Regions from separate parts of the Mus musculus genome. Here region 1 is linked to region 2. A link is a contact called in ENCODE Hi-C or POLR2A ChIA-PET data. All regions are on one chromosome and are shown on one strand. Each heading gives the region's core, a stretch centred on a gene start or an enhancer-like site at or near the end of the contact. The rest is flanking DNA. Distances are from core to core; before and after follow the strand shown.

Evidence for each region. Hi-C counts contacts between places; a loop is a spot of excess contacts on that map. ChIA-PET counts read pairs that join two places held with the same protein, here RNA polymerase II (POLR2A).
Region 1: a loop to region 2 is called in a map of heart, with 4 times the contacts of the local background. The contact joins the promoter of Gls here to the promoter of Nabp1 in region 2. A Hi-C loop is called at or near these places in 1 of 37 maps with a recorded cell type or tissue (heart). POLR2A ChIA-PET finds 5 or more read pairs at or near these places in 2 of 5 experiments (both embryonic stem cell).

The regions. Positions count from the first base shown.
Region 1 is chr1:52,229,594-52,234,637 of GRCm38, reverse strand. Gls (glutaminase) reads left to right here and starts at 1,406. Exons shown (of 18, transcript NM_001081081.2): 1 at 1,406-2,046. The coding sequence starts at 1,646.
Region 2 is chr1:51,475,922-51,481,208 of GRCm38, reverse strand. It overlaps Nabp1 (nucleic acid binding protein 1), which reads left to right and starts at 2,810. Exons shown (of 6, transcript NM_028696.3): 1 at 2,810-3,384; 2 at 3,593-3,731. The coding sequence starts at 3,294.

The sequences.
Region 1 (5,044 bases), core at 157-2,656, 750 kb before region 2:
GGATGGGGTTGAGAAAAAAGAGAAAAGAGGCAGTAAAAACAGATAACTAGTTTGTAAGAAACTGAACAACACTAAGGTTTGAAAGCAACCCATAAGTTAGAAAGACAAAGTTAGATATTATTAAGGGTAACATTTGCTATCTCTCCCCTAGAATGTATTGTTTTTCCTAAATATATAACTTTGATTCACTAATATTAATATTTTTGACAAACTAACCTTAAGCAATAATAAAAGCCACCCAAGTAATATAAAATTCTGGCTTTTTTTCCCCCCACAAGGTCATTTCCTTCACACTTTTTATTTTTATCTAAAGAGCAGGTTGAAAACAAAACAAAAACTTGAGCATGACAAGCCTGTAGGCACAGTCAGATTCTTTGGTTACTAATCTCGTTCAACATGTACAGATTGATTGGATTACTAAATCTGGTGAATTACATATCCTGCTAACTTTGGTGAATCTATGCATTTAAGCCTATCTGTTTCAGGAAATGGTTTAAAAAGCGGTTTTAGTCCTGAGTGGTATATGTGTGCAGACTCAGGAAACATATGATGCACACACATCTAAAAGGATACATGGATGAGGTGATGCTGTGCTGAAACAGTTTTGAGACATGGTATTCAGATGCTTCTATTTTAAAATGGCTTTTAAAATAGAAAAAGGATCTGCAGTATTTTGCTTTCAAGTCAACTGGTACTAATGAAATAATCGCCGTTCAAAAGATTTGGAGAAATCTTGTAGAAGATAGAAGAGATCCACCCTTACTCTGGCTTTTTCTCTATTCTTCGTTGTTCCTACGCTCAAACGTTCTAAATGTCTTAAGTTGCATAGCTGAAAGGATTTTGCTCATTTTTTCCAAAACATTTCGCTTCTGGGCAGTAGCCAACCATGGAAAGTTTTAAGCACATTTGGGAGAGGGATGAAGCTAGTCAGGGCGGCCTTGGCAGAACCGATGCCTTCAGAGGGGCGGACACATTCCCCTAACCGAGGGGGCGAGCAGTAGGTTTGGACCAGACGATCTGCCACCGCCAGCCTCCCTCCAGCCTTGGGCGGCCTGAACAGGCGCACTCCAGCTTCCTCAATAGCTGGAGGACGTGCTTCCCTGGAGCGCACCTGCCTGGTGAATGGCCAGACTCCGGAGCTACGGGTCCTCGCCCAGCTTGGCCTCAGGTGGCCCGAGGCAAGGGGGAAGAGCGGTCGGCGGGGCTGACACACGTCAGTCGTCCTTCTCCCCGCCCTCCAGGACCCAGCGGGACTGCGTACGGGCGCGGAGACAAATTTGACCGATTCTCTAGCCAATCAGAAGAGAGGTCGGCAGGCTGAGCCAATGGAAGAGCTTGCAGGGGGCAGGCCGTCAGCGTCCTCCCGCCCCCGGTTGGTGAGCCTGGTATGTCTCCAGCCCTCCCTTGAGCGTCAGTCTCAGTGCGGAGCTCGCGGCGGCCAGAGCAACTTCGGCTGGCTGCAGGCTGGGCGGCGGCGGCGGCGAGGGCGGCGGCGTTGGCGGCGGGAGCGGCGGAGCTGGGGCCACACCCCGTCCCGGACTTTTTCTCTTTCCAGTCCTCTCCCCGCCGTGCGGGACACGGTTCCGGGAGCAGAGCGGCCGCCCACGCCCCAAGCATCCTCATCTGACGAGCGGGCGCCGGCGGTATGATGCGGCTGCGAGGCTCGGCGATGCTACGGGAGCTGCTCTTAAGGCCGCCCGCCGCCGTCGGAGCCGTCCTGCGGCGCGCGCAGCCCCTCGGCACGCTGTGCCGGCGCCCCCGGGGCGGGAGCCGGCCGACCGCTGGCCTGGTGGCCGCTGCGCGACTCCACCCGTGGTGGGGCGGGGGCGGCCGCGCGAAGGGCCCCGGCGCGGGCGGCCTGTCCAGTTCGCCCTCGGAGATCCTACAGGAGCTGGGGAAGGGGGGTACGCCGCCACAGCAGCAGCAGCAGCAGCAGCAGCAGCCAGGGGCGTCGCCACCCGCAGCCCCGGGCCCCAAGGACAGCCCGGGGGAGACCGACGCGTTCGGCAACAGCGAGGGCAAGGAGATGGTGGCCGCGGGCGACAAGTGAGTTGCGTGGGTGAGGCTGAGGGGAGGGGTCGGGCCCTGGGCGGTGGGCGGTGGCGGTGCGGCTTAGCAACGGAGGTTCGCGGAAGAGAAAGAAAGCGATGCCAGGCGGCCTGCGACGGCTGTGCCATGTGATTAGGCCCGGCCCCGCCCGCGCCCCTCGCCTGCTCCCACTTCCCCTCCGTGGCCGGCGCGAGTCGCCCCGGGGTGACGGGTGAGCGCCGGGAGGGTCTTGCCTGCTGAAGCCCCTGCCGGGCAGAGGCTGCTGTCCGGCCGCGCCGCGTGCTCAGCGCCCCGGCTCTGCGAGGGTGATGCCACGCGAACCTCCATCTCTCCCGAGTGACATTGAGGAGTCGGGCGTAGAGCGGAGCTTCTACCTTCCCGATTCACCTTTTTGCCAGGCCGCAGTTCCCCCATTCTGTAAGCCTCCACCACCATCCCACTGGATGCCAGATGTGGCCTTGGGTTCTTAATCCTCCTGAGGTGGATCGTTTTGGCGTGCGTAGAGCCATCTGGGCCACCGGAAATAATGCTTCAGAAATGAGATTAGGCGGAATAGGGACATGTGGCCTAGAGGACGAGGAACGCAGCATGGACCACCTGTTCCTATCGGGACCAGTGATGGCTTGTCTGATGTCTTCTGTGCGGTGGACAGATTTTTAAAGGATAAAATTGTTTTAAAAGCACAAAAATAAGGTGACATAAAATACACAAAATCTAAGTAGTTTTAGGGACTTGATTGTGATAGGATGTTGACTCATTGTGTATATAGGGTGGGAATTTAGCCTAAGAGCAAAATTGAGTTTTCTTTGCTGAATGCTTTTGTGTAATATAGTTTCCCCAACTAGGTAAACACTGACTTTTAGGCTTTTTCTGTATCCTATTTTTCTGACTTTATACTGATATGGTGTATCCTGTTTTGCATTTTACTTCTCTTCCAGCTCTGCACAGTAGCTTAAGTCAAACTGAAAGTGTGAATTTTATGACTTCAATCTCAGGCCTGCTTAATGTTTCCTGTAATTGATGTGGGTACCTTCCTAAAACATTCCTGGTTATTTTCCCAGAGTGAAAATGTTATTTAAAACAAAATGAAACAACAACAAAAACCCTTAATAAGGAAAAAGGCACTTAATGATGGTATTCTGTGATAGTAGCTTTGTACCACAAACTACCTTGATGATCATGGGCACATTATTACATGTGTTGGATTAGATGACTCAAATCCCATTTAGTGTTTTTGTTTTGTTTTGCTTTTCAAGACAGGGTTTCTCTGTGAAGCCCTGGCTGCCCTGAAACTCACTCTGTAGACCAAGCTGGCCTCGAACTCAGGGATATGCCTGCCTCTGCCTCCCAAGTGCTGGGATTAATAAAGGCATGTGCAACCTCCTCCAGGCTTTGTTTTGTTTTCAAAACCTACACTTTGGTTACATTTGCACCTCTAATGTTTTAGAAAGTAGAAGATGTATTGTTTGTTTAGTCAAATACCTTACCTTCACCTTACCATCATTTGGTTTACACACATGCACAAACACATGTTTACTCTTAACAGTTAATATCCAGGTTGCAGGATGGGAGGGTACTTTCTATTAAAGTACCCTGGTTCGGGGGTGGGAGGGATTTTTGTTTTTGTTTTCCAAATTACTCTAGTGTCATTTTTAAAAAGAAAAAAAATCAGATAGGAAAATGAAGTTTTGTTTACCTAGAAGTTTCTGGTTTCATCGCCCTATTGGTATTAATAAATCATCTCAAAGCAATAATTTAGGAGTGCTATCTTGGCTAATGCTCCATCCTGTTCCCTCTCATCTTGCCCTGGGGAAGAACCCAGTTTAGGGAGGGAATTCCTCAAGAGTTGCTCAGATTCCTGGAGAGTGTTAGGTGCTAATAAGATAACTTTATTTACCTTAGTTAAGGGACTAGATGTGTGTGTATGTGTGTGCACACCAAAATTTAGATAACAACTAAACAGGTTCAGAAACAATTCAGAAAGGATGATAAGATAGTCCTGAGAGCTTTTAATCAAGGATTTGGTTCAAGCCACAACTGCCATGAATGTATGTAAAATGAAGATAGGAAGAAAGTATTATAACTTTGTTAAAGTTTCTGTTTGATGTGTTTTCCAGAAGTAAAGTTTCCCTCTTTTGAACGCTTTCATTTTCTGTGCATTTCTCTCACCAAGGCAAGGGGGTCAGCTCCTCTTAGATCCAGTTATCCCTTTCTAAATGGTCAGCCTCTAGAGCATGGACCTTCCTTAGTCAGCAGCACATAGGGCTGCCAGACTTCATAGTGTTACTAAGAAATGGCCATGTGAAAATTAAGAGTTGCTGCTTTATACAGTGGGCATGTGTTGAAAACTATATAGCTTTATTCACTAAATAACAATTTGTTCTTTTACTCTAAAAACCTGTTCTGGGTGTTGATATTTGAATTTCAGACTGTGTCAATTTTTATTTTTAGTTCCCAAAGAAAGTTTGTCTTGAAATAAACATGTCTTACATGACACTATGTGATTTGAACAGTTTACATTTTTAATTTTTAAACTTTGCTAGGAAGTAAGGTCAGAGCAAACTTAAGCTTAACCACAGCACTCTTATTAGTTCGTATTGTTTCTCTTTTCTTAGTTTTGACCTTATATTTTTATTAACCTTATTTTAAATTGTAGATGCTGAAATATGATCAAGTTGTCTACTTAATCTTTTTTCCAAAAACCTGTAAAAGTCGGAGGCAGTATCACCTTACTTATATTATAAGATCTATAATAGATCTATTATATTGTGTACAGATCTTCAGTCTGATAAGGTTGTTATATGAGTAACATTTTACTATCTAAAGATAAGCATAGTGACCTTTGCTCAGGCTTTCTCTGTAGTACTTTTACTTCATTTTGTTATCATTCATTCCATCATTAAAAACCAAACAGTTTGACTTGTTTTTTATTTTTTGTTTTCATTTTAAATCCGTTCTGTCTGCTTTCCTGGGCATTTTGGGGTTTCCTTCCTCA
Region 2 (5,287 bases), core at 1,561-4,060:
TTCAGAGCCAGATATGTAGTAGATGCTTAATGCATGCCAGCATATACTCTAGGGAATGGTTACATGAGTATAGCAAGTTTTTATCTTTTTATTTTTAATTTTTATGAGTACTGGTATTTTGTCAGCATGTATGTTTATGTACCACAAATATGTATTGCCTGCCTGTGTATGCTGGGAATCAAACCCAGGGCCTGCTCGGGGAGAGCAGCCAATGTTTTTAACCATGAACCATCTCTCCAGCCTCAGCAAAAGTCTAATATATATATTTATTTATTTTTTTCTGTGAGATGGTTCCCTTTTGTAGCCTTGGCTGGGCTGGAACTCACTGTGTAGACCATTTAGCAATTGATCTGCCTTTGCCTCTAGTGCTGCCTTAAGAGCTTGGACCATCACACCCATAGTTGATTTTATCCTTAATCAACTATAATCTTTGAGAAGTGACTTAGGAGTTGCTGAAACCTATGCTCTCCATTGAACTGTGTGTTCTTGTTGCAGTTTCTCAAGGCTGCCTGTGGGTTTGTGAGAAAGTGGTGCCATTTTTATTGTGGGAGCTCTGTGCTAGGGGAGGAAGTGAGAGGATCAGCTGAGTCTGTCTTGGGTGGAGGGAGGGCCAGGAAGGGCAGGGACAGAGGGACAGCCCTGTGCAGTAGCTTCTGCTTTTTAGAGTGCCTGCTTCTCTCTTCTCTTCTCTTCTCTTCTCTCTCTCTCTCTCTCTCTCTCTCTCTCTCTCCTCCCTCTCTTGGCATGCAAGTGTGTTCTATTGAACATAGTTTTTTTTTTTTCATACCATATATTCTGATTATATCCCAACTCCTCCCAGATCCTCCCTTCCCATCTAAATTCACTTTCTCAGTTAGAAAATAAACAGGAATCTAAAAAATTATAATAAAACAAACAAAACATAAGGAAAAAAAAGCACAAGAATCAGATGGACACTGTGACACTCTTTCAAACACACAGAAATAGTACAAAACCAGAAACCATAATATACAATCAGTAAGGACCAGTCAAAACAGTCCCAACGAGACGTTAGGAGACAAAGAACCTCCCAAAATGTCACTGAGTTGTTTTTGTAGCCCAGGTGAAACTGTTAGAACTAATATTCATTTGTGAGCCGTTAATCAGTTGGAGATGTCTTCTGGTTTGGGGATAGGGTGCATGAGTCTGTCTACCTCTCCTCTCAGTGTTGGTCAGCCCCGAGAACCCACCTAGGGCACACCCCTACAGGGCCTGGTCTCTTAGTGTTTGGGACCTCTTTAAGGAATGTGTATATAAATAATTCTGAGCATCCCTCTTAGTCCTTTTTATGAGGGCAAATGGTTGAGAATTCAGGGAGTGGCTAGGTCCCCCACCCCACCCCACCCCACCCAGATCCCTGGCCACAACTTTGCTCTATTATATTGTTTGTTTTTCAAGGCAAGGTTTCTGTGTAGCTCAGGCTGACCTTGAACTCACAGATTGCCTGAGATTCCTGAATGGTGGGATTAAAGGTGTGCTTCACCTCTAGGCTGCTCAATGTTCTTAACATGGCTTGTTATTTATTCTTAAACTTTTCTCTATGCTGTTTCTCGGTATTATCCTTAAAAAGAAAAAGAAGTGTGTTTTTGATATATACATTTTCTATTTTCCACAGTATTTGCTTATATGATTCTCTAACATGCTAGAATATACTCTGCTGTTCCCATTTCTTCAATCTGTTTTGGAGGGTTACAATCATACTACTTAAACATAAAATACTTCTGGTTGAAGCCTCCTAGGGTCAAGATTGCCTAAATTGAAATCCAGTTTGGTTATTCTCTAGTGAGTTTTATTACTTGTAAACGGGGGTTAAAATTATCACTCACCATGAGATTAAATAACAGGTAATTATTTTCAATAGAAAATTGATGAAAAGAAATACTGATCACAGATCTATTTGCGACTGTACTTGGGCAATTTATTTATGACCCCATTTTATCCTCTATGAGGCAAGGATCCTAGTTTTATTGTTCAGATTGTTAAATTCTGGCTAGGAAGCTTAACCAACTAATTTCAAGGTCACACAATTAGCCTCCAGCTTGTTTGGTGGCAAAGCACAACCCTCCCTTTCAGGTTTTGTTTTAAGGTTCCCCTTCACCAGTGTATGGTTAACTCATCTTAGTTATATAAAAGCCAAGTGCAATTTAAAGAAAAGGGTTAAGGAAAAAATGAAATATCTGTGGAACTTAACTATGTATGGCTATTATCAGCATGAAAAGAGGTTTATTTACAAGTTACTTTTAAAAAGACCACCTCGTGTTTCTGGATCCCAATTTAAACACCTCTAAAGTACGAAGGTTGATCGCCAAGTTGCCTGCGACTGGGAACCACTCTCTTGGAAGCCTCGGACACCTTTAGTTCGCCCTTTTTTCTCTCTCCTTGATCCTGCTCGATCACTCTCTCCGTTCCTTCTCAACTGCATACTTGCTCTAACCACGGGGTTCGGAACATCTGAGTTCCACGTGATCGCGGGACTGAAGGGCAAAGGTGGCCTTACTGAAGGATCCTGAGGAATTAGAAGAAGCCAGGTCTCCCTCGGAGCACCAAAAGACCCAGCCCTACAGAAACCCGGAAGACGTGGAGCGACCAGCGGGAGGAGGGTGTGGCCGAGAGACCATTGGTCGGCCGGGAGGCGGTGCTTGTGCTGACAGTAGGGGAGGATCCAGGGAAGCTGCGAGCTCAGTGGCGCTGTGTTCCGCCCCAGAGGCGTGCTAGTGGGCGTGGTGACGTCGCGTGACGCCACAAGGGGCGGGGCGCGGCTTAATAAAGCCGGCCTGAGGGAGCGTTCGCCAGTTGCTGCTTGGGACGCGGGCTGCGCGGTTGGTGAACAGCCTTGCCGTTTTGCTGTCACGTACCTTCCCTGAGCCTGGGACGGAGGGGGCGCGCGCGTGTGCGTGTGTTGTGTGAGGGACAGCGGGACTCGGGCAGGGCCGTCTCCTGATCCCTTTTCCCTTAGCGGAGGCGGCAGTGCGCACGCTGGTTTGCTCGCCGCCCACTTGGGAGCGGGCTCAGGGTGCGGAGTGCGTCTTCGGTTTTGTTTTTTGGTTTTTTGTTTTTTTTGAACTTGTGAGAGTCTTTTTCCCCTCCCTTTTCCATTTTTATTTTCTTTTGGCTCCGTGCCTCTAGGGCTGGTTTACCCGGCCCCTGAATTACCGCTTCCTGACCCCGGTCGCCAATCTTGCCCCAGGTTGCTCCCCGGCTCTGCCCCTGCCCCTCCCCGAGGGTGGGAAGCCTTGCCTAGTGGGTCTCTGAAGCGTAGCCGCACCTGCCTCAGTATGCACGGGGTCAACGACCCTCCACTTTTTATAAAAGACATTAAGGCCGGACTGAAAAACTTAAATGTCGTCTTTATTGTCCTGGAGATAGGTAAGTGAGGTCCGCAGCCCGCCCCACACCCTCGAGAGCTCGGACCTCTTCCCCGCCCGCGACCCCACGTGCTCCTGGCCCAGAATCCTACCCGGGGACAGAAGTCAGTCACGTAGCGAGCCAGAGGAGGGTGAAAGAGCTCCCTCGAATGAACTCCTTATCTAACACACCTTTCCTTCTCCCCTTTTTGATTTTTAAATCTTCACAGGACGAGTGACCAAAACCAAAGACGGCCATGAAGTGAGATCCTGCAAAGTAGCTGATAGAACGGGAAGCATCACTATTTCTGTGTGGGATGAGATCGGAGGGCTCATACAGACAGGGGATATTATTCGGTTGACCAGAGGGTAGGTGTGCATAAATTGGGGTAGGTGTGGGTTTGGCCGACTTCGGGGTTCTGAAGTTGTTTGGCTCTTCCATGGGCCACTTCAAGAAGGGAGCTGTTTTAGTGGACCTCACTGGGAGCAGCTCACCTTCACAGCTAATTTGTTTTAGGTAGGGATTTAACTCCCCTCCAATTTTAAAGGTTAATTTTATTTTTGAGAATACCGTGTGGAAGTCAGTGAGCATTTATCAGTGAGGCTGATAAAAGATCACATTACCCTTTCCACCCTTTCTTGGAGACTGGGTTTTTCTGTGTAGCCCTGGTTGTCCTGGAACAATTCTATAGACTAGTCTGTCCTCGAACTCACAGAGATATACCTGGAAATCAGTTCTGTGTGCCACACCAGTTGGACACATTTCCTTTTTAATCAGTTCGTGTATGAAGTATAATGTCTTCCACCCCTTTCCTTTTTTGGTACCTTTTTTTGTACTCAATACTCATCGTTGTGATATGGACATGAATGAATATCTGGAATACTCATTCTTGAAAATGATTTCATCTGTAAGATCAGAGTTTCACAAAACCCAAAATAATACACAGTGGCAGAAGTTAATCTTTGATTCATTCAGAGTATTTAGTTGGTTATGGAGTTGGAATACTTTTTTTCATAGACTTGAAAATCTTACCAAATGTTGGCCTTAAGAAAAGTTCAGGAAAGAATCTTAAAAGTAGAATATGGAAGCTTCTGTGATTGGGAGAATTGTAATAATTTTATTGGTAGCCATCAGAAAAATAGTTGACAATTGCTGCTGAGCTAAGAGAATGGTAGAAGTATTGAGTCTTTGGGCAGGAGTTCTTTGATCCTATCTCACAGGCCTTACAACATTTTCAGGAAGTGAGGTAAGGTATCATCAAAGCAGGAAGTGAGAGTCAGAATTTAGGCATCTTATTCTCAGACATTGAGTCATTGTGACACTAAATTACATCTTTTTAACGTCCATGTCTTTTCCCCCCCAAAAATCACTTCTTTTGGAGGTTATGGGGAGAACTACAATACTAATACTAATCATAATATATGTTTTAATGAAGTTACCCACCTTGGTAGTTGTACAAAGAAACATTGAAAAAGCCAGACTTTGGTCTGATTCTGCTAATCTAGATTTAATGATGTCATTCACATTTAAAATTGCTCACACTAAACAATTGGTTTCATTCTGTTGATATTAAAAGTTGCAAAATTTGGGGAAACCAGCAGGGCAAGAAGATTAGTGGTCTATCTTTTTTATAGCTGCTTTAGAAAGTGCCAAACTTTGAGGAGCTTGAGAACTGCTGTCTGCAGAAGTAGACATAGTACTGTTATATCATCCTTGGCCATGTCAGTAACACAGACAATGCTGGTGTGTTGGCTTTATGTACCTTGTGGCTGAAAGGCAATACAAATACTGAATTTTTACTATTAGAAGCTCCTCCTTAGAATACACTTTGAATTCTATTTCTTTGAGTGTGTCTTTTGTCCCCTTCCTAGGCTCCTCTCCTCCTTAACCAAGCTTCACACAGGTGTTAATACCCATGCCAGTC